2 separate regions of the Homo sapiens genome follow, and region 1 is linked to region 2. Evidence: chromatin loops called from intact Hi-C (ENCODE). Cell type or tissue: Caco-2. All regions are shown on one strand. Links, peaks and the distances in the headings refer to the core of each region. The heading gives the core; the rest is flanking DNA.

Region 1 (10,330 bases), core at 2,118-7,117, 84 kb before region 2:
CTTTTGATCTTTGTTGGTTTAAAGTCTGCTTTATCAGAGACTAGGATTGCAACCCCTGATTTTTTTTGTTTTCTATTTGCTTGGTAGATCTTCCTCCATCCCTTTATTTGGAGCCTATGTATGTCTCTGAACATGAGATGCATCTCCTGAATACAGCACACTGATGGGTCTTGACTCTACCCAAGTTGCCAGTCCGTGTCTTTTAATTGGGGCATTTAGCCCATTTACATTTAAGGTTAATATTGTTATGTGTAAATTTGATCTTGTCATTATGATATTAGCTGGTTATTTTGCTTGTTAGTTGATGCAGTTTCTTCCCAGCATCGATGGTCTTTACAATTTGTCATGTTTTTGCAGTGGCTGGTACTGATTGTTCCTTTTCATGTTAGTGCTTCCTTCAGGAGCTCTTGTAAGGCAGGTCTGGTGGTGACAAAATCTCTCAGCATTTGCTTGTCTGTAAAGGATTTTATTTCTCCTTCACTTATGAAGCTTAGTTTGGCTGGATATTAAATTCTGGGTTGAAAATTCTTTTCTTTAAGAATGTTTAATATATTCCTTCCCTTTGGCTGCACCCTTCTCAGGAGCATTTCCCTGAGCTATTTGGGGCCTCCTTGCCTGGTGGGGCCTGAAAGTTGCATTTCTCCCTCTCCACTTTGTGCCTCATGCCAATCATGGAAGCCAACAATGGACAGATGTGTGAGGGTGGTTAGGTACAAGAGCCCCCATTGCTTGTCTCAAGGCAGGAGAGGTTCTGTAGTGCAATTTCCCTCCAGAGCTCCCCATGGGATCAGACCAAATCTTTGCTTAGTTTCTCCCCTTTCCTATCCTGCTCCCTTCACTGTAGTCCAGTTTCTTCTGAGCATGCTCCTTTGGAAAATCACTTGCACAGGAATACTCACCTCAAGCTTATGTATTCCATGCAATCTAAAATAAACATATGTTACTTTGTAATTTTCAAAATATTATTTCTTAAGTATGTTCTCTTAAAAATGCATTTAAATTTTGACAAATTAGAAAATGATCTATTAAAAGCAAGGAAGTTTATAGACAAAGCCAAATTTAGGAGAGTTCAACAAAAATTTTTTGAGTATTTTCTATATGCTGGATATTGTGGGAGTACTCTATATAAATCTAGTTTAAATGCTGTACTCAAACTTAGAGTGAGAGTAAAAAAATGACCAACAATTATAATACAGGATAATACATGAAATATTATAGGCTTCTGCAATATTCTGAAAAGAATACAGAGGAAGGCATAATTAGCTCTGAAAGAGTTAGGGGAAGGTTTCAAAAAGGAGGGTCTAGTCGGTCAGGCTTTTCAGGGTGTAAAGGAATAGAGCAGATGGTGTTGAAGGAGAAAGAACCTCTCAAAACAACAGAATAAACAAAAAGCACTGAGGCATGAGTCAACATGACAGGCAAAGGAAAGTAGAAATAGTTCTGGTGACATAATTTATAATATCTCCAAATGATGGAAGTATCATGCAGCTATTAAAATTGATATCTTAATGTGCATTTAATGACTTTAATATTTGGTGGAAGATCCTAGTGTACAAAATGGAACTTCTGAAGAAAGGCCTTGCTTGCTGTGCTGTGGGAATAGGAAATCTCTGAAGAATTTAAGTGTCAGAGTAGCTGTAATTCAGAGAAATCATTCTGTTGGTAATGTGGGGGGTGAATTTAAGGGGGAACAAGACTGGAAGCAGGAGCAAGATAGTAGCAGTGGAGGTGAAGAGAAAAGAATGGACTGCAAAAACCACCGGACTGCTCTGGTGGTTAAAATAGGCAGAACTTGGCAATTGATTAGAAAAAGTGAGAAGAGGGACCAAGGACCGGGAAGCTTATAGGATCACACCAGGTTTCAGGCTGGAAAGTGGAGCCCAGTTGAGTAGAGTGGGGGTAATGGAGCACTTTAGGACATGATGGATTGGGAAGTTCTTTACATATCTAAGTGGAAAAGTCTTGGAAGCTTTAAGATGTACTAGAGCTCTGTGAGGGTAGGAGATACAGATTTTGTAGTCATCAGCTTACAAATGAATGATTGAAGCCATACTCTCACTTCAGGAGAGAATAACCAGAGGAAGGGCTGAAAATCCTGGAGAACACCAACATTAACAAGGTGAGCTAAACGAATTCAGAGATGGGGTAGAGTGAAAATTAAATGGAAGAGTGTGCTATAGAGATAGCACAATGATTAAGAACTTGGTCTTTGAAGTCAGGTCACCTGAATACTAGTTTCCTTATAGGTAAATAAGAATAAAAACAATATCTATCCACTCATGAAAAGAAAATCCTCAACAAATAAGAAACAGGAGGGAACTTCACCAACATGATAAAAAAAATCTGTGAAAACCCTACAGCTAACATATTTCACATGGTGAAAGACTGAATATTATCCCCCTTAGATTGAGAACAAGATAAAGATGATAATGTTTATCAGTCTATTCAGCACCTACTAAGGTTCTAGTCAGGGCAATTAGGCAATGAATCTATAAAAGGATTCAGATTAGAAAGGAGGAAGTAAAGTTATCTTATTCACAAATGACATGATCTTATACATAGAAAATCTGAAGGAATCCACTTAAGAAAACCCCTAGAATTAATAAATGAGTTCAGAAAGTTCACAAAATAAACATACAAAAATCAATTGTATTTATATACACCGGCAATGAAGACTCGAAAATAAAATTAAGAAAATTATTTCATTCACAACAGCATCAAAAAGAATAAACTATTAGGAACAAATATAACAAAAGCAAGGTGTGTATACTAAGAACTTCAAAACATTGCTGAAAGAAATTAAAGACAAGTAAATGGAAAGGCATCCCACATTTATGGATTAGAAGACTAAATATTATTAACGTGGCAATACTCCCCAAATTCTTACAGGTTCAATCCAATGCCTGTCTAAATCCCAGCTGGCTTTTCTGCAGAAATTGATGAGCTGATCCTAAAATTTATATGGAAATGCAAAAGACAGAGTAACCAAAGCCATCCTGAAAAAGAACAGGATTGAAAGACTTATGCTAATTTCAAAACTTACTACAAAGATAAGGTAATACAGAGAGTATGGTACTAGCATAAGGACAGATGTATTGGTCAATGGAATATAATTGAAAGCCCAGAAATAACCCCTTTCATTTTCAGTCAATTGATTTTTGATGAAGGTGTCAAGAAAATTAAATGGGAAAGAAAATCTATTTTCAACAGATGGTGCTGGGGCAATTGAATATCCATCTGCAAAAAATTAATTTGGGTCCCTACCTAACACCATACACAAAAATTAGCTAAAACAGATCGCAGACCTGAATGTAAGGACTAAAACTATAAACCTCTTAGAAGAAAACATACTAGTAAATCTTTGTGATCTTGGGTTAGGCAAAGATTTCTTAGACACAGCATCCAAAACACAAGTGAGAAAAGAAAAACAACCCAGCAAATTAAACGTAAGCCAAATTACAAATTTTACACATCAAAAGACACGGTCAGGAAAGTGAAAGACAACCTACAAAAGGGAAGAAATAAGTCAGATATCTAATAAGTGACATATCCAGAAGGACTCTTCCAATCCAATATTAAAAGATAATCCAATTTAAAAATGGGCAAAATACTTTGAATAGACACTTCTCTAAAGAAGATATGACCAATAAGCACATTTAAAAATGCTCAACACTATTGTTACTAGCAAAATGCAAATCAAAACCACAATATCACTTCACACCCACTAGATTGACTATAAACAATAAGACAACAATAAGATAACAAGTGTTGGAGAGGATGTGAAAAAATCAAAACTCTCATACATTGCTGGTGGGAATGTAAAATGGTGTAGCCAATTTTTTGGAAAATAGTATGATAATTTCTCAAAATGTTAAATATAGAATTGCCTTAAACCCAGCAATTTCACTTCTAGGTATCTACACCCAAGGGAAATGAAAACATATGTCCAACCAAAATCTTTTAGGTAAATGTCCATAGTAGCACTATTCTCAAGAACCAACAGATGGAGACAAACCCAACGCCTACCAACTGGTGAATGGAGAAAGACATGTAGTATACCTATACAATAAAATACTGTTTACAATAAAAAGGAAGTTCTGATACATGCTCCACAGCATTGATATACCTCAAAAACATAATGCTTCTTGAAAGAGGTCAGACACAAAAGAACACATATTGAAACAGAATCACCTAATACATATACAGAGAAAAATAGATTAGTGGTTGCCTAGGGCTGAGTTGAGAATGATAAGTGACTCAATGGGCACAGGTTTTCTTTCTGGGATGAGGAGAATGTTCTAAAAGTAGATTTTGGTGATGGTTGCACACTTCTATAAACACACTAAATATACTAAAAATAATTGAATTGCACACTTAAAATGGGTGAATTTTATGGTATATAAATTATACCTTAATAAAGCCGTTAATTTTTTAAAAGTTTTAAAATTATAATATTTATCCCTAGCACCAAGATTGTGGTCTCCAAATACCACCTACCACTAAAAAATCCCCAAAACTTCTTGGAGAAATTGCTGATTTCAGGTCTGAGCCAGAAATGCATAAGATAAGCCTAGAACACATTGTCACTCTAGATGGCAAGGACTCTATCAAAGATTGTTAGAATGATATCAACAAGTCTCAAGAGGAAATTTAAAGGGACTCATTCTGACCAAATATAGGATATTTTATACATTGATAAGGATAATAATTGGAATGGATAGAAATACGTCAAATATGCTTAAATTTCTGCATTCATAATAATTATTTTTTAAAAATAAAAGTCATCGCAATCGTAGGATATAAATGAGACAAGACATCATTTTGAAAAAAATATTGAAAAGAAAAATTCAACTATCTGGTCTTTTCTATATAAATTGTACAACTGGGTAAAACAATAATTTATAAAAAGCAGTATCTACAGTATGACAGCCAATAAATAAAGAAGGAATGATATAATAATGCCATTATTTTTCAATTCATAATTGATCAATGGATGCTAACATCACCAAAAGAAGACAGTTAGACATTACATTTCTCCTGATGGAAGAGCCTAGCACAGTTTTTTTTGCCCTGCTCTTCAAATCCAACCTGAATTTGATCAAATCTTTGGATCAAACTATTAATTTATAGTAAATACAGAGAACAGAAGAAAGTGAGGGAAAAGTTAAAGAACTTCATGAGCATACAGTCAGGAAAATCCAAACTCTGAGACATGGCATAGTGAGGATGTATTTAGCGAAATCCAAAATATAGGAAAACAACCTGGTTTCTTCAATAAACAAATTGCAAGGGAGAAAAAGAAGAGATGAAAGGAGAAGCCTGTAGATCAAAAAAAGTTCAAAGACAAGCAATCATAAAGTGGGATTTTATTTGGATCCTGATTCAAGCAAGCAAAAATATATAAAATTAATGGATATTTAGAGATAACAGGATCCAATAACAGGATATTTGATATTAAAGAATAGTTATGCTGAGTGGTTGGCTTAATGATGGTATTATGATTATGTTTTTTTTTTTAGTTTTTTTTTCCCTGGGTGTGGTGCCTCATGCCTGAAATTCCAGCACTTTGGGAGGCCAAGTTGCGGCGGGAGGATTGCTTGAGGCCAGGAGTTTGAGACCAGCCTGAGCACAACAGCAAGACCCCATCTTTACAAAAATAAAAATAAAAAGTTAGTCAGGTGTGGTGTAGTCCTAGCTAGTCGGGAGGCTGAGAAAGGAGAACTGCTTGACCCTGGCAGGAGATTGATGCTGCAGTGACCTATGATCACGCCATTGCACTCCAACCTGGGTGACAGAGTTAGACCCTGTCTTAAAAAGAAAAAAGTAGAGTTCTTTCTATTACATATGCATATCAAAATATTTAAAGATGAAATTATATGATGTCTGAGATTTGCTTCAAAATAACAAGGGAGGAGGAGAAGTGGGTGGAAGCATACATTAAACAAGATTGGCCATGAATCAATAAATGTTGAATCTGGTGATGAGTATGTGAAAACTTATCACACTAGTGTCTTGTTTAAAGTGCTCCATAGCAGAAAGTTTTTCTAAAAATCAACTTCATGCATTTGTAGTTAGTAGTAAATAAGACCATGTATATAGAGTGCTTTATCACTATGGCTGACAGATAGCACTCAAACATTGTTTTTAGCTTTTTATAGTCCCTTTCAATTAATCACACCCCAAGGAGGTATATTATTTAGATGAAGGGCCCTGTCCCATGTACCTTTGTCTTCCTCATAGTAATGTATTGAAATTCCAAGTTTAGAAGGAGGAAATGCCAGTCTTCGGAGTCCCAAACCTATCATGCAGCAGCAGAGCCGACGATCCCAAATGCTTCCCTAACACTCCTAGTAAATAGGACCACTTTCTTCTCACCTCGTAGGAATACTTGGGATCATTCCTTCTTTTATTCATTATTTTTCATTCACTTACTATGTGCCAGATATTCGATGCTGGGATACAAATATTAATACACTAGACTCTAAATTAACTGAAAGCATCCAAAGGTGAATATTCCTGAGGGTCAAACAAATTCAAGAAACAGTGCTAACGATCAATGGCCTCAATCATCACTAAGTCCCTCCTAACAGCCAGCTTTACTGAGCATATAAAAATGAGTGGAGATATGGAACTTGTTCGCACAAAGTTTAAAACCCGGTAGGGTACATGAGACAAGAACCCAAATAAACAACAACAGGAAGCTGAATGTGATTAAATGGTCCCAAAATGATTTGGTTACCAAGGTGGAGAAAGTATGTTTGACAGGTGTTAAGTAGTCAGGTTTGGCTGAAGCATTTAACAGGTATTTGGTGAGAGGTGGAAACTAAGGCTGGGAAGGTGCAGTAGGTCCACATGTGGAGAAGGTCAGGTTAAGGCATGTGAATGTCATCAGGTAGCAACAGAGAGCTGCTTAACGTTGCAGAGCAAGGAATAACATTCTTAGGACTGACTGTGGAAGGGGTCTCTAGCAGCAAGTGGCAGAGCCCATAGACCACTCATGGAAGACCAATCCAAGCCTGGCACCACAACGTCAAGTTCATAGCATATAACCATATACATGTTAACAAGTTTAGTGACTAATAGATTTACAAGACCTGAGATGGAATTGAGTTTTTGGAGATCCAGCTTCAGAGGTTAGCCTAACCTATTCCGCACATATAGACTGGGCCTGAACTATTTCCAAGAAAGCTGCCTGCTATTTTAGAGTGGGGCTCAGCAAACCTTTTCCATAAAGAACCAGAGAGTAAATGTTTTAGGTTTTGCAGACCATATATTCTTTTGCAACTACTCAACTTGCTGAAGCAACAATAGACAATACATAAATGGAGCATGGCTGTATTCTAATAAAACAGGACTTGGCTGTAGTTCGCTAACCCCAAGTGTAGAGTTGGTAGTCTATTCCCAGAACCAAAGTGACCCATCCAGATACAAGTCAGCTCCAACTTCTGCCAGAGACCCAAGCCTCATCTGTCAAAGAGTAAGAAGGCTCCTTTAGATGTATGCCCTGAGGATCCACCCACCCACTGGAAGCCTGGTGAGACTAATTCTCCATCAAGCTTTGTGAAAGCTAAACCCTGGTGTTAACCTGCTCATAACTGCAAAGTTTGATGCATGTTATAGCAGAAAGGTATGGATGCCATAGTGATGTACAATGAAGTGACCTGGTTTAGTCTGAGAGGACATGGTTTATTGCTTTGGCACAGTGCCTAGCAGAGTAAGGATTTACATGTAATTGAGTAAGGAGTAAGGACAAAATTTCAAGAAAATTCTCACAAATTTAATGCAATTTATTTACTGAATAGAGGAATGTGAAATGTACAGGGAGTATTAGTAAGCAATGACAGTTTAGAAGCAAATGATTTGATTGGAAGTGATTTTAGAAGAAATCCAAAGCCCTTGCTCATAACCTTTCAGGTACCTCTTTGGAATTCTGATAACAAAAAATGTTGCAGACAGTCAAAATGGGACCCATGAAAAGCCGTGTAGCCCCAGTCAATGATCAATGTCCCCAGAACTGAGGGCCTTTACCTCTAATGCCTGCGTAGAGTTAGATTGTTTTGAGCCCTTAAACTAGTATCTGTTTTCCAGGAGATGCCTAATAGGAGAAATATCTAAAGCAAGACAAATCCAAGATGTTTGAATATTTGAAAATCAAATCAACACTGTAAATCAGCAATAATATCCCAGCAAAAATTTATCTTGATTTTCCTATGAGTGAGTAAGCTAAGATTCTTTTTGTTATAAACAGAAACATGGGAATGGAGACAAATAACTGTTTTTGCAAAAAGCATATTCTTTCCATCTAGTTCTGCAACTGAGAGAAAAAGTAATAAGAAAGCATATGGAACAAGTGTTGAAACCCAGAAGAAGAAAAATATTTTTAAAATAGCATTTATTTTTTTTTCACTAACAGAGAATAAAAATAATCTCTGTACCATCTATAACAAAGAGAAATTGTGAGTATAAAGGTAAAAAAAAAGACGTTTCAATATTTGCAGAGAAATTTCAGACTTTAGTATGCCATTTTAAGGATATAGGCTTTGGAGTCGAGTAAAATAAAGTACATTGGATGAAAAGTTTTGGGAAAAATTTTCACAGATACACCCCCACACTCATTAACAAAAAGGAGAAAAATAAAACCTGGAAAAAAGCAAAGAAATTCCCCCAAATGTCTGAGACTGTCTATCTTTTTTCTGTTCTTTCTTTTAGAGAAATTCAAATGTTGGATGGTAATGGAGCCAATCACAAATGGGAGACATTTTTTGTAGCTATTCACCTGCTTTCCAAAATGTGCTTAAAATTTAAAGACTTTTTCAGATCTACTTTTCAATACATGCTTTTAATAACTTAATTTTTAGTTCTTTACTGTACACTTACCTGCAAGATAGATTACTTAGTGTTGCTATGTGTATTCGTTCATTTTTACACTGCTGATAAAGACATACCTGAGACTGGAAAAAAAGAAGGTTTAATTTGACTTACAGTTCCACATGGCTGGGGAGGTCTCATAATCATGGTGGAGGGCAAAAGGCACTTCTTACATGGCGGCAGCAAGAAAGAATGAGGAAGAAGCAAAAGCAGAAACCCAGATAAACCCATCAGATCTCATGAGAATTAGTCACTGGACTAGCAAGAGAAAGACCAGCCCCCATGATTCAATTACCTCCCCCTGGGTCCCACGTGTTGTGGGAATTCTGGGAGATACAATTCAAGTGGAAATGTGGGCAGGGACACAGGCAAACCATATCATCCTGCCCCTGGCCCCTCCAAACCCATGTCCTCACATTTCAAAACCAATCATGCCTTCCCCACAGTTCCTCAAAGTCTTAACTCATTTCAGCATTAACCCAAAAGTCCACAGTCCAAAGTTTCATCTGAGAAAAGGCAAGTCTCTTCTGCCTATGAGCCTGTAAAATCAAAAGCAAGCTCTACTTCCTAGATACAATGGGGGTACAGGTATTTGGTAAATACAGATGTTCCAAATGGAAGTAATTGGCCAAAACAAAGGGATAACAGGACCCAGGCAAGTCTGAAATCCAGCTGGGCAGTCAAATTTTAAAGCTCTAAAATGATCTCCTTTGACTCCAGGTCTCACACCCAGGTCACACTGATGCAAGAGGTGAGTTCCCATGGCCTTGGGCAGCTCCACTCCTGCGGTTTCACAGGGTACAGCCTCCCTTCTGGCTGCTTTCATGAGCTGGCGTTGAGTGTCTGTGACTTTTCCAGGTGCATGGTACAAGCTGTTGGTGGATCTACCATTCTAGGGTCTGGAGGATGGTGACCCTCTTCTCACAGCTCCACTAGATGGTGCCCCAGTAGGGACTCTATGTGGAGGCTCCAACCCCATATTTCTCTTCTGCACTGCCCTAGCAGAGGTTCTTCATGAGGGCCCCATACCTGCAGCAAACTTTTGCCTGGGCATCCAGGCATTGCCATACATTTTCTGAAATCTAGGCAGAGGTTCCCAAACCTCAGTTCTTAACTTCTGTGTACCCGCAGGCTCAACACGACATGGAAGCTGCCAAGGCTTGGGGCTTCCACCCTCTGAAGCCACAGCCTGAGCTTTATGTTGGCCCCTTTCAGCCACGGCTGGAGCAGCTGAAACACCGGGCACCAAATCTCTAGGCTGCACACACCACAGGGACCCTGTGCCTAGCCCGGGAAACCATATTTTCCTCCTAGGCCTCTGGGTCTGTGATGGGAGGGCCTGCCATGAAGGTCTCTGACATGGCATGGAGACATTTTCCCCATGGTCTTGGGGATTAACATTAGGCTCCTTGCTACTTATGTAAATTTCTGCAGCTGGCTTGAATTTCACTTCAAAAAAATG
Region 2 (10,330 bases), core at 2,989-7,988:
ATTACATGTATAAAACAGTAAATGCTACATAAATGTTAGTTATTACCACACCTGGTGGTTCCCAACTTTTGTGTATCAAAGAATTGCCTAGTGTGCTTGTTACCAGTGCAGATTTCCTGACCTACTCCCCAGAAATTGTAATTTACTAGAGCCGGAGGGAGCCCAGAGATTGGAAAATTTTAGGGCAGAGTGCAGAGGGCCAACTGCTACATCTTCCAGCCAAACCTAGCTCTCTCTGGTAAGTCAATATACATTCACTTAACAGTTTAAGATAAAATCCAAGGGAGAAAAAGAATTAAATATACTCCCTTATCATCTGTTTCTGGTGTCTCCACTGTTGGGTTCTGTAACACTTTCCTGGTGAGTTTCCACAGCCCAATACACAGCACATTCCCCTGCCTTCCTCTCTAGCCAGTTGTCTTTCTTCTTCCCCCTCTCTTGCCATAATCACAGCTCTCAAATGCTTGTAAGTGGTTTCTATAGTCTTCCTAGATTATTTAGACAATAAATAACAACATCTGCTTCTTCTTGTTTTTCCTCTAAGGTGAATCCCTTCAGTCTTAATCATTTTAGTTACTCTTTTAGCACATTTTCACCAATACCAGGAGCAAATGAGCTAATCATCATCACAATGTATCTGAAGTACCGAAGGATGTAATTCCAGGAACCAGTGCAAACACGATGGTGCACTTGGAGGTGAAAGCAGAGTTCATGGCTCTGATCTGAGCTTAATGCAGCTCATTATCACCTAGCTTTAAAGAAAACTCTAAGAAGAAGGCATGGGAGAAGAGGAAGAGGAACTGGGTCCATGAAATGAGTTGACATGAGAAGACTGCAGCAGTAGAGAGATGGCAGAAACTAGACATGGTCCTCTTGCATCTTCCGAAGCACAGAATGCCAAAAAGAATGGTCTGTCTGCCAGCAAAACTGACAGAGATTGCAAGTGGCTATGGGGCAGATTTCCATGGAGGGAAGGCTCTGAACATAGCTGGCAAGTGAAACTGATGCTGATAGCCCTGGGGGAGCTACAACTGGATCTTGAAAGGATTAGACACTGACTCTGGAGTCAGCTTTGCTTACCCCGTGATAGGTGCAAATGCTCAGAATGCTTTAAAGAACCCAAACAGAGGATGTTACACCAGTATGGACTGACAAACCATATTTATTCAGACCAAGGAACAGACTTTACAGCCTGTAATGTCTAACAATGGGCAGAGACACCCTCCTCAGAATAATAGTGTGCTAGAGAAGTGTAACGGGCAAATGAAACATTGGTTGTTTAAAGCAAGGGGAGATAAAGCCACAAAGGGCTGGCGTACATGCCTTTACAGTGTGTGGGTCACACTCAATATGAGTGGGACTAAAGGAGTGTCCCCGCTAGATAGATTCTTTCTTTTTCTGGTGCGTGTGGGGAAGAGGGGATGGGGAAGGGTGCTGGGATGAATATGTGATTATCGTCAAGAGGGGATGGGGAAGAGGGGATGGGGAAGGGTGCTGGGATGAATATGCGATTATCATCAAGAGCGGATGGGGAAGATGCTGATAATGATGACTATACTTTTTTCTGTCTTCCCCACATCACCCCGACTTGATCGTTTTTCCCTATCTGATTCAATGGTCAGTGATTCAATACAGAACCAAGGCTGCAACTGCAAGTGCTGGAAGCAAGGGTGATTCCAATCAAGAAACTCTAACTATGCTTTAAAACCTTTATACTAGAATTCCCGAAAATCCTGACAGGGCAGGTTACGCCCTCCCCTTATCTGGCAAATTGGTGCTGTGAATGTAACTGTATTGTCTGATGGTAAAAAATATCCTATTAGTTCTGTATCTCTGTAACCCTACCCTATATGAATGGGAGTGAACTGAGAGGGAGGTTCTTGCTAGACTGGTATTATGCCTTGTAATCTAGACCAGCATAGTCGCCAAGCCTAATATCCCTCACAAAGGTGAAAAAGCTTGATTACAAATAAAGCCAAGGAGGAATTGTCGCTTAGGATAAAGGAATAAATAAATGAGTTATGTAATAAAGGAAATATAATATTACATTAATACCTTGAAAGAGGTTCAGTGCAAGAGATAACATTGTCTCTCAGCTCAATTATAGCAGATTCCTGAAGGAGTGAATATACACATTTGCTGAGACCAATCCTGGTTTTGGACCCTGAGGAGATTGAATGGAAACCTGCAAACCTGAGTGGCCTGGCCCTGGGAGACATGCTTATGCAATGTGATGTGATGATGCCTTGGAGTAACTGTTAATGACTCAGTGGGACTCTAGGAATGTGCCCGTATCTATTGAGTTCTATTTTGTTTTGCCATAAGAAGTGTGTGGCCAGAGACCAGAGGGTGGACTGTGAAATAATAAGAAATCTGTTAATGACTCAGTGGGACTCTAGTAATGTGCCCGTATCTATTGAGCTCTATTTTGTTTTGCCATAAGAAGTGTGTGGCCAGAGACCAGAGGGCAGACTGTGCGATAATACGAAATACATGTATTTGGTCCGTCACTAGTCTCCTGCACACAGTTCCTAAAACCCTTGGAATCTCCAAAAGTGTAAGTGTCTTTTTGCATCAATGACATGAGTGATGGTTGGGGGCTCCTGCATAGCCTCTAGATAGGGCTGGTTGCCAGAGGAATCAACCATGTGATTAGAGGGTTTGAACCTTCAGCCCTACACCTCAACCTCTGAGAAGGAGAGAGAGACTAAGGGTTGAATTAATCAGGAACGGCCAATGATTTAATCAATCATGACTATGTAATACAATCTTCATTAAGAAAAAAAACCCTAAATAACAGGGTTTGGAGAGTTTCCAGCTTGCTGACTACATGGAGGGTGGCACAACCCGAGAAGGCATAGAAGCTCATTTCCCCTTCCCCGTATCTTGCCCTATGAATCGATTCCATCTGGATGTTCCTGAGTTCCTTTTATAATAAGTGAGTAGTAGTTAGTAAAGTGCTTTCCTGAGTTCTATGAGCAGCTCTTAGTAAATTTTGAATTTGAGCAGGGAGTCACAAGAATGTCTGATTTGTAGCCATGTCAGACAGAAGTCATGGGTAATCCAGGAATCTACTGCTTGTGATTGGCATCTGAAGTTGGGAGCAATCTCGTGGCCCTGTACCATTAACCTGTATGCTGGGGGTCCATGCAAACTTGGGTTACTGTCAGAATTGAATTGCAGGACACCCAGTTAGTGTCTGTCAAAAGGTGGAGAATTGTTTAGTGTGCGAGAAACCTCTACACATTTTGGTGACCAGAAGTGTTGTAAGAGTGCATAGAGAAAAACAGTTTGTTTTTCCTGTACCTCTGGTGTCAGAAGTCACCTGTAACAGTGGTAAGAGTACAAAAGGAAAAACATTGCTTTTCCCTATACCCTCAGAAGCAGAGCTGCTCTCAATATCAGAGTCTGCCAGTAATCAGGACCCACCCACACTCTCTGCGTGAGTGCAGGGAACTCAGGCTGCCTCTGCTTTCTCTTGTAGCAAGAGAGAAAAAGGTAAGATATCAAGAAATGAGAACAAAGAGAGGTAATTCTCATATTAAAAGCGTCATCTTAAAAATTATGTGAAAAGTTGCTTACCATTCCCCTAATGTATTCATTTCCTGAGTACCTACTTTGTGTAGCAGGTATTTTAGATGGTAGGAGCTTGCGCTGTGTCTGGGGAAGAATAAAAAAATAAATATCTAATGCCCGAAAGTGATGAGTGTTATTAAAGAAAAAGCAAAATAAGAGAGTTTTGTTGAGGTCAGGGAGGTGTGCTTGCTGCTTGAGCTAGGATAACAGGGAAGGATTCTCTGAGGAGTGACTTTCTGCAAAGCCTGAGCAAGCCATATTCATGTTAAAGAAGTGCTTTCCAGGGCCAGGCGTGATGGCTCACGCCTGTAATCCCAGCACTTTGGGAGGCCAAGGCGGGCGGATCACGAGGTCAGGAGTTCAAGACCAGCCTGACCAACATGGTGAAACCCCGTCTCTACTAAAAATACAAAAATTAGCTGGGCATGGTGGCACATGCCTGTAATCCCAGCTACTCAGGAGGCTGAGGCAGGAGAATCACTTGAACCCTGGAGGCGGAGGTTGCAGTGAGCGGAGATGGTGCCATTGCACTCCAGCCTGGGTGACAGACCGAGACTCCATCTCAGAAAAAAAAAAAAAGAAGTGCTTTCTAGAAAGAGGAATAGCAAGTCAAAGGTCCTAAGGTGGCAGTGGGTAACGTGTGCACCAAGAAAAACAAGTGCTGGTTTGGAGTAAGTAAGTGAGTAAGGTGGAGATGAAGTTGAAAAAATAGCTAGAAAACCTCTGCTGTCAGTAGGCACACAATTCCATTACTTTGACATGATCAGGCATTCCCCGTTTTAAAATTGGGATGGCAGGGTCCTCAAAGGTTGGAAAAATATACAAGTAGCTCCAAAAGAAGATAGAAAAACATTTATTGATTAAAATAAACTTCTTCATAAGAAGTCTCCAGACTTCAGCCATGGATTCATCTACACGATATGTACAAAACTCTCATGGCCCAGGACTATGACCCTTTGTTATTCCCCTACACTTTCACAATCCAGTGTAAAGCTTAAGTTATCAGCCTTCCTTCATTCGTAGCCTTCCTTCTCTTCTCTGTGTAACTAAGATAAAACATGGTTTGCAAATAATGTTCAAAGACCAGTGCTTTATGTTCCTTGTAAAATCAAAGGTCTGAGGCTCGGCATCATTTAAATTGAACGCTCCATCCTAAAATACTTTTTGGCTCCCCCTTACACTTTAAACTATTCACATAAGAAACATCTCAAGGATACACAAGGAAAACCACTTAGCCACAATGCCAGGAGGGTTTTGATTGCTGGTGGCTTTGTCAGGTTGGAGGCACCTGGGGCAGCCAAGGGTGGAGGTTGGGGAGAAATTTTCCATGTCATTTCCATACCTTTTCTTACAGCTTTTGTCCTGGATGACTTTTCAAGAATGTTTGTGTAGCAAACGGTCTTTGAAGATCGAGATAATGTCTCCCATTGGAGCAGAAGCCAGATTTGTTTCCTGACCAGGATAATAATGTATCCTCTGGGGAAAGGCAGTTTGGTGTGTTTGTGTTTGGTGGGAGTGGGGGTTGGGGGCGGTTGCTTGCTAAGAACCCCTTTAAAAGATTGAGGATCACCTGCTGTGACATAGACTAGTGTGGATGAAATATCCATCTGTGTCCACTGCTGTATCACCTATAGGACTTTGGGGTGCAAGAAGAACCAACTGAATCTGAAGCCCATGCTGCCTGTTCTGTCCTGAGTAATAAAGTAACCAAGTACTTTGTCTCTGGCCCAGGCTTCTCCTGTCTTCTGACAGCATCTATAAAATGTTGGCAAGGTAACCGTTTGCTGTAAGAAGAGTGAAATCTCAGATCCTTCCTTTTTTGATACCTTTTCTGCTTCCCCCACTAATCCACCCAGCGTTGGCAGATCCTAGCTACATTCAAGGGGGCTCACACAGTCTCCCCACCTGCAAAGCTTCCCACAAGACTGAGAAATTACGGCCCTGAAAACAGCATTTCCCCCGCCCCTTCCACACACACCACACCTCCGGGGCCAACTGTGTAGGACTGGTTTTCTTGCTCACCCAGAGGGGCTGGCGGAAGGGAAGTGAGGTGGCCGCTCCAGCCGCCCATTCCCAGGTCTGTCCAGAGAAAACAAACAGCCTAGAACGCAGACACCTCGGGAAACTCTGGAAACTCGAAGGGAACTCCCCAGCGCGCGCCTCCCGCCTGGTCCCAGGAACCCAGATTAGCCTGGAGAGGACCTGGGAGCCTGGTGGCGTGAACAGCTGGAGTGGGAGAGGCAGGGAGGCAGAGAGGCCAAGGCGTGATGAGAAATAGAAATTCCCTTCAAGCCAGTCCCGCAACTACACCCGGCCCTGGCTCAAAGGGAAGCCCTAGACAGGAGTGCACTTGAAGGTGGGGACGCTGAGCGGCCGCTAGGACTTGTGGCTGGTGTTCTCGGCCATGCCCTGGCCCAAGAAGTCGTTGGTGAAGATGCCTCAGCGGAGCGGGGCGCCCGCCGGGCCGCACGTTGGGGTTGTTCACGGTCGCCCACACGTCGTCGTGCACGAACTCGCCCTGCAGGGAGCGGCCTTAGCACAGGCAGCTCGCCCCGGCCAGCAGCACCTCTTCCTCCCCACTGCGAATGCCCCGATCATGCTCCCCCAGACCCAACACACAAACACCCTTGGGAACCCACGCGGGTGCCTTCTGTTTACCGCAGCGCTCAAGCCGCGGGCGCTTGAGTCCCAGATGGCGAAAGTTCGCGCGCAGGTGGAGTGGGGATCCCGGCGTGCGGCTGCCCAGGAGAGGAGGGCAAGGGCACCCCGGGGTCCCGCCTGCGGGTGTGCGGGGGTGCCCGGCTGTGCTCACCCCCACGCCCCCGCCCCCATCGTTCTCCCCAAAATGGGGCTGAGGAGGGGCACATCTGGCGGACCCCTCCCAGGTGACGAGGCAGGTTTAGCAGGTGCGAAGCCTGGAACCCCCACACCCACCTTCCAGGGAGAAAAGTGCCGCTGCTTTCCGGGAAGTTCCCGGCTTTTCAGCACCCGGAACAACAGCATTGGCGCAGGGGAGACGCTCTCCATTCGCCCCTTGCTCGCGTCCAGTCGCCGGCTCCGTGCTCTTCTGCCCAGGCTTTCTCTCACCCGCCCAGTGCTGCGTCCTGCAGACCCAGCCTCCTGCGGGGATAGGGAGCACCTTCCCCAAAGCCAGGAGAAGGGGTCTCCCTGGACAAGGACATCCTGCTCGCCCTGCCCGGGTGTGTTCAGAGGCGACACCGGCTACTTAACTTCACAGCTCATTTCTTGGTCAGCACTTACAAAAAGTCCCAGGTTCAAGTTTTGGTTTGGGTCTGGGGGCTAAGTTGGTTCCTGAAAAATTTCTTACTAGTTAATTTTTTTTTAATTTAAATTATTGAGACAGTCCGGGAGATGCCAAGCAAATTACTCTTTCTTCTCATCCAAGTGGGTCACTGGGTCTGATGATTAGTTTCTGTTTTTTGCACAAGTTTGAATACTCCTGCTAACAATAGGCAGAGAAGTGTGTAAGGCTTCTTTTGGCTTTGGCTCCTAATTAGATATCCCAAAGTGCGGAAATCACCTGATTTGTTTTGAGGTTTGAAAATCTGTGAACTCTTTCAGGCCCCTTGTAAATTACCATTGCTGTATGCTATAGTATTTGTTACCTGGGACATTTTACATATCCAATCAGAAAAATCTTTAATGTGGAATTCACCATTCGTTTGGCATTTTACTACTCAAATTTATTCCATACAAAAAAATCAGAGGCAAAATATTTGAGTCGTGGAATACTAAATGAGTGGAGTGACACATTCGTCTGGAACAAAGGTGGTCCAAGACAAGCTTCATTTTCATCCAGGTGCGGTGCATTTTTGGTGACCTGAAAATTAGTGACTGAAGAATGAAACTGAAAATTTGGAGCATGAATTTCTTGTTTTCATCTTTTCCTCTTTTCATAGAAGTTATTTTACCCTGTGACAGCGTTACCTCTTCCTTGGATGTTGGGTCTGTCTCCACACACAGGACACTGTCTCCTTGCAGGAAACCCACACTGCAGTAACTCCTCTTCTCTGCACATCAGATTAATAGACTTGTACTAGGGGAATAATCTGCCATGCAGTGCACAATGGAATGGGCTGGATGACCAGTCATGCTCAAAGTTGGTGTGTGTGTGTGTGTGTGTGTGTGTGTGTGTGTATGTGTGTGTAAAATGCTAACTAAAATACTGACATTGTTATTTTAGTAGATGTTACAGGTCAGTGTGTTAATCTTTCCAAGAAACATGCTTACATTTTTACAGAAGTTTTGTGGAGACAATGTCTTAACCACAAAGAGTGGCCCTCATCATATTTTTCTAGGGTGCAGGCCTTTTCTTCTTCCTTAAATCACCCCCAAAGCCATCCCTTTCACCCCTTTCTTACCTGAGTTGTCTACTTTTTCAGAGGAAACCAACATGGCTTTGCCTGCCAGTGGAGAGAAGTGGAGAAGAATGCTTCAAGGCAGAGAGCTTGGACTCCACAGAGATGGCTAAAAGGGACAGACATAAAAGAAACTCAGCTTGATTCAAGGTTTCTGAGCACTTGGTGCTTGATTAAGCTTTCCTCTAGGTTCATTGGCCTCTATGTTCCATCTGGTCCAGGTGATGCATTTGGGATTGACTTAATTTATGATATTAAGATACCTTACATCCTCTCAGAGATGAAACAATAAATATTGAAATATGAAACTTTTTTTGAATCTTAATCATTCCCTGATTCAATACTTTTCTGTATTACAGAAAAACAGTGTAAAAATATTGATGTCTGAAAGTATCTACAGAAGGTATCTACTAATGTGCCAGCCCATCAAGCTGTCTTCTCCTCTCTTAAAGTAGGGACACTTAGTGTGCCTAAAAAACAGACCACAAAAGAATTAGACGAAAGCCTTTTTATTTAGTCTATGTTTACATTTAAAGCATTTGTTATTATAATACTATTTTATAACTGTCTGAGACAACTTTTGTCTACTGACATCAATTTAAAACATAATTACTACAGAAGTGCTTCTTTAAGGCTTATCCAGATTAAGTCACTTAAGCAAACGAGGATGGACCAAATTCTTGAAAGAAACTAGAATGGAGAAAAAAATGAGAACAAGTTTTTATAAAATTTGAAATTTGTTTTAGTAACACTTTATTAAATTACCGCTTTTTGTGCTTCTTGTGCATAATTATATGTATAGTTCAGGAATGTCCGATATCACTAGTAAATATGTTATCCCAGTGTCACAAAAGCAAAAAGCCTGAATATAGAATCTACAGTGTAAGAAAAGAATTATTTTTATTATTATTATTAAAATATTACTAGTTCTTGAAGAAATTCGGAAGAATGTGAAAAGAAAAGAAAAATATCCCTGACATATCACCCAGAAATTACCACTGTAAGTACATAGATATATTTATTCTAGTCTTTTATCTATGTATATAAATACATCTTTAATGTAAATTTGAATTACACTATATCTACTATTCTATAAAAGGCTCTTTAAAACTTAATAAGTTTTCCATGCAATTAAATATTGTGCTATAACAAGATATCTACCAGCTGTAGAGTACTACATCATGTAGATGAACCATAATTAAACCAATTAGTCACATTTTTCTTGACTAGGTTGCCTTTCATTTTCCTTTGTGATATAAAAAAAGTCAAATATCAATCCCAAGAAATTAAATTACTCTCACAGTTATAGTATACATTTATCATATATTTTGATAAAGATTTGTCTGGTATGAATAGTTCTTTAGAAATTATTGCCCAAGAGCCCACTACAATCTTCAGTTTCAATCTTGAGTTTTATATCTACTCCACATGGATCAACTGCTGACCAGGCCAAATCCGTCCTAATCCTGAGCAAGACTCAGTGTGTCATAATCTCTGTTTCACCTGTACCCACCAAAGTTTGATGGCAGAGTTTCAATGGTTACCAGTGTTAAAAGGAAGGGTGCAGGGAATCTTTGGTTGTTGTCTAACTTGGGAGAAAGGATTTAGCCAAGAGACAATTAGTAATGTAAGGCAAAGGTTTATAACGAGATAAGAGTATACTCCAAGAGAGGAATGGGTTGACCCTGCTGGAAAACAGCTCCAGGCTGGTCTGGCTGGAAAAATAACAATAGCAGAGTTTATTTAAATAGACAGTACACTCTGAAAGATGAGTCAGCGGGCTACTCAAAAGAGAATGAGCCAGCAGCAGCTAGTGCTGGGGAACTCTAATCTTACATGATTATTCATGAAGGGATGTGAGGGGGTGTCACTTACAATCATGTTTTAGGCAGTCCCCTTGAGTGTGCATGCCCTGTGGTCATACAGCTAATACACACATCGCATGTCTCATTAGCATTTAAAATATCCATGCAGGGCTGTGTTTTTTACTATTACGATGAGGAAAAGGCTACTCTAGGGTGGGTTATTGGAGGAGTGTGCATGCTCCTCAGCAGGGAAAGTCCCTACCACGGTTATCACTGACCAGGGCCTGGTAAGTCCCCTTCTGGATGGGAGGAGCCCAGTCACAAGGCCAGAAGTAGCCAGTGTAGCCATTGTTTTTTTGCTGACTGTAAATGGGTGGCATCTCCAGGACTTCTTTTCCGAGGGGCTCCCTTGCCTGTTTATTTCTGACTATCTGCCTACTCTAATACCAGGAAGTTACAAACTCTACCATGTCTTACTCATCCTCATCTATGATGTTTGTCCAACGTGTAAGTCCCTGAGATTCAAGACAGCAATGTATCTTCTTCTTAGCTCTATTTCCATATTATCTG

The links. Hi-C counts contacts between places; a loop is a spot of excess contacts. Peaks named below come from ENCODE experiments on the same cell type or tissue, not always from the same donor. Only the 100,000 strongest peaks of a DNase experiment are listed, where the experiment ranks them.
Region 1: a loop joins it to region 2, with 7 times the contacts of the local background. A loop is called at or near these places in 1 of 110 quality-filtered maps.

What each region holds. Positions count from the first base shown.
Region 1 is chr12:30,280,198-30,290,527 of GRCh38, reverse strand. It overlaps LINC02386 (long intergenic non-protein coding RNA 2386), which reads left to right. Exons shown (of 5, transcript NR_183469.1): 2 at 2,065-2,119. Among named protein-coding and RNA genes, the nearest start is that of LINC02386, 11 kb to the left of the region's middle. In Caco-2, for the core only: CTCF peaks have their summits at 3,816 and 4,019; no DNase peak of the experiment used is centred there.
Region 2 is chr12:30,197,289-30,207,618 of GRCh38, reverse strand. No RefSeq gene overlaps it. Among named protein-coding and RNA genes, the nearest start is that of LINC02386, 94 kb to the left of the region's middle. In Caco-2, for the core only: no CTCF peak of the experiment used is centred there; DNase peaks (open chromatin) are centred at 4,868 and 5,588.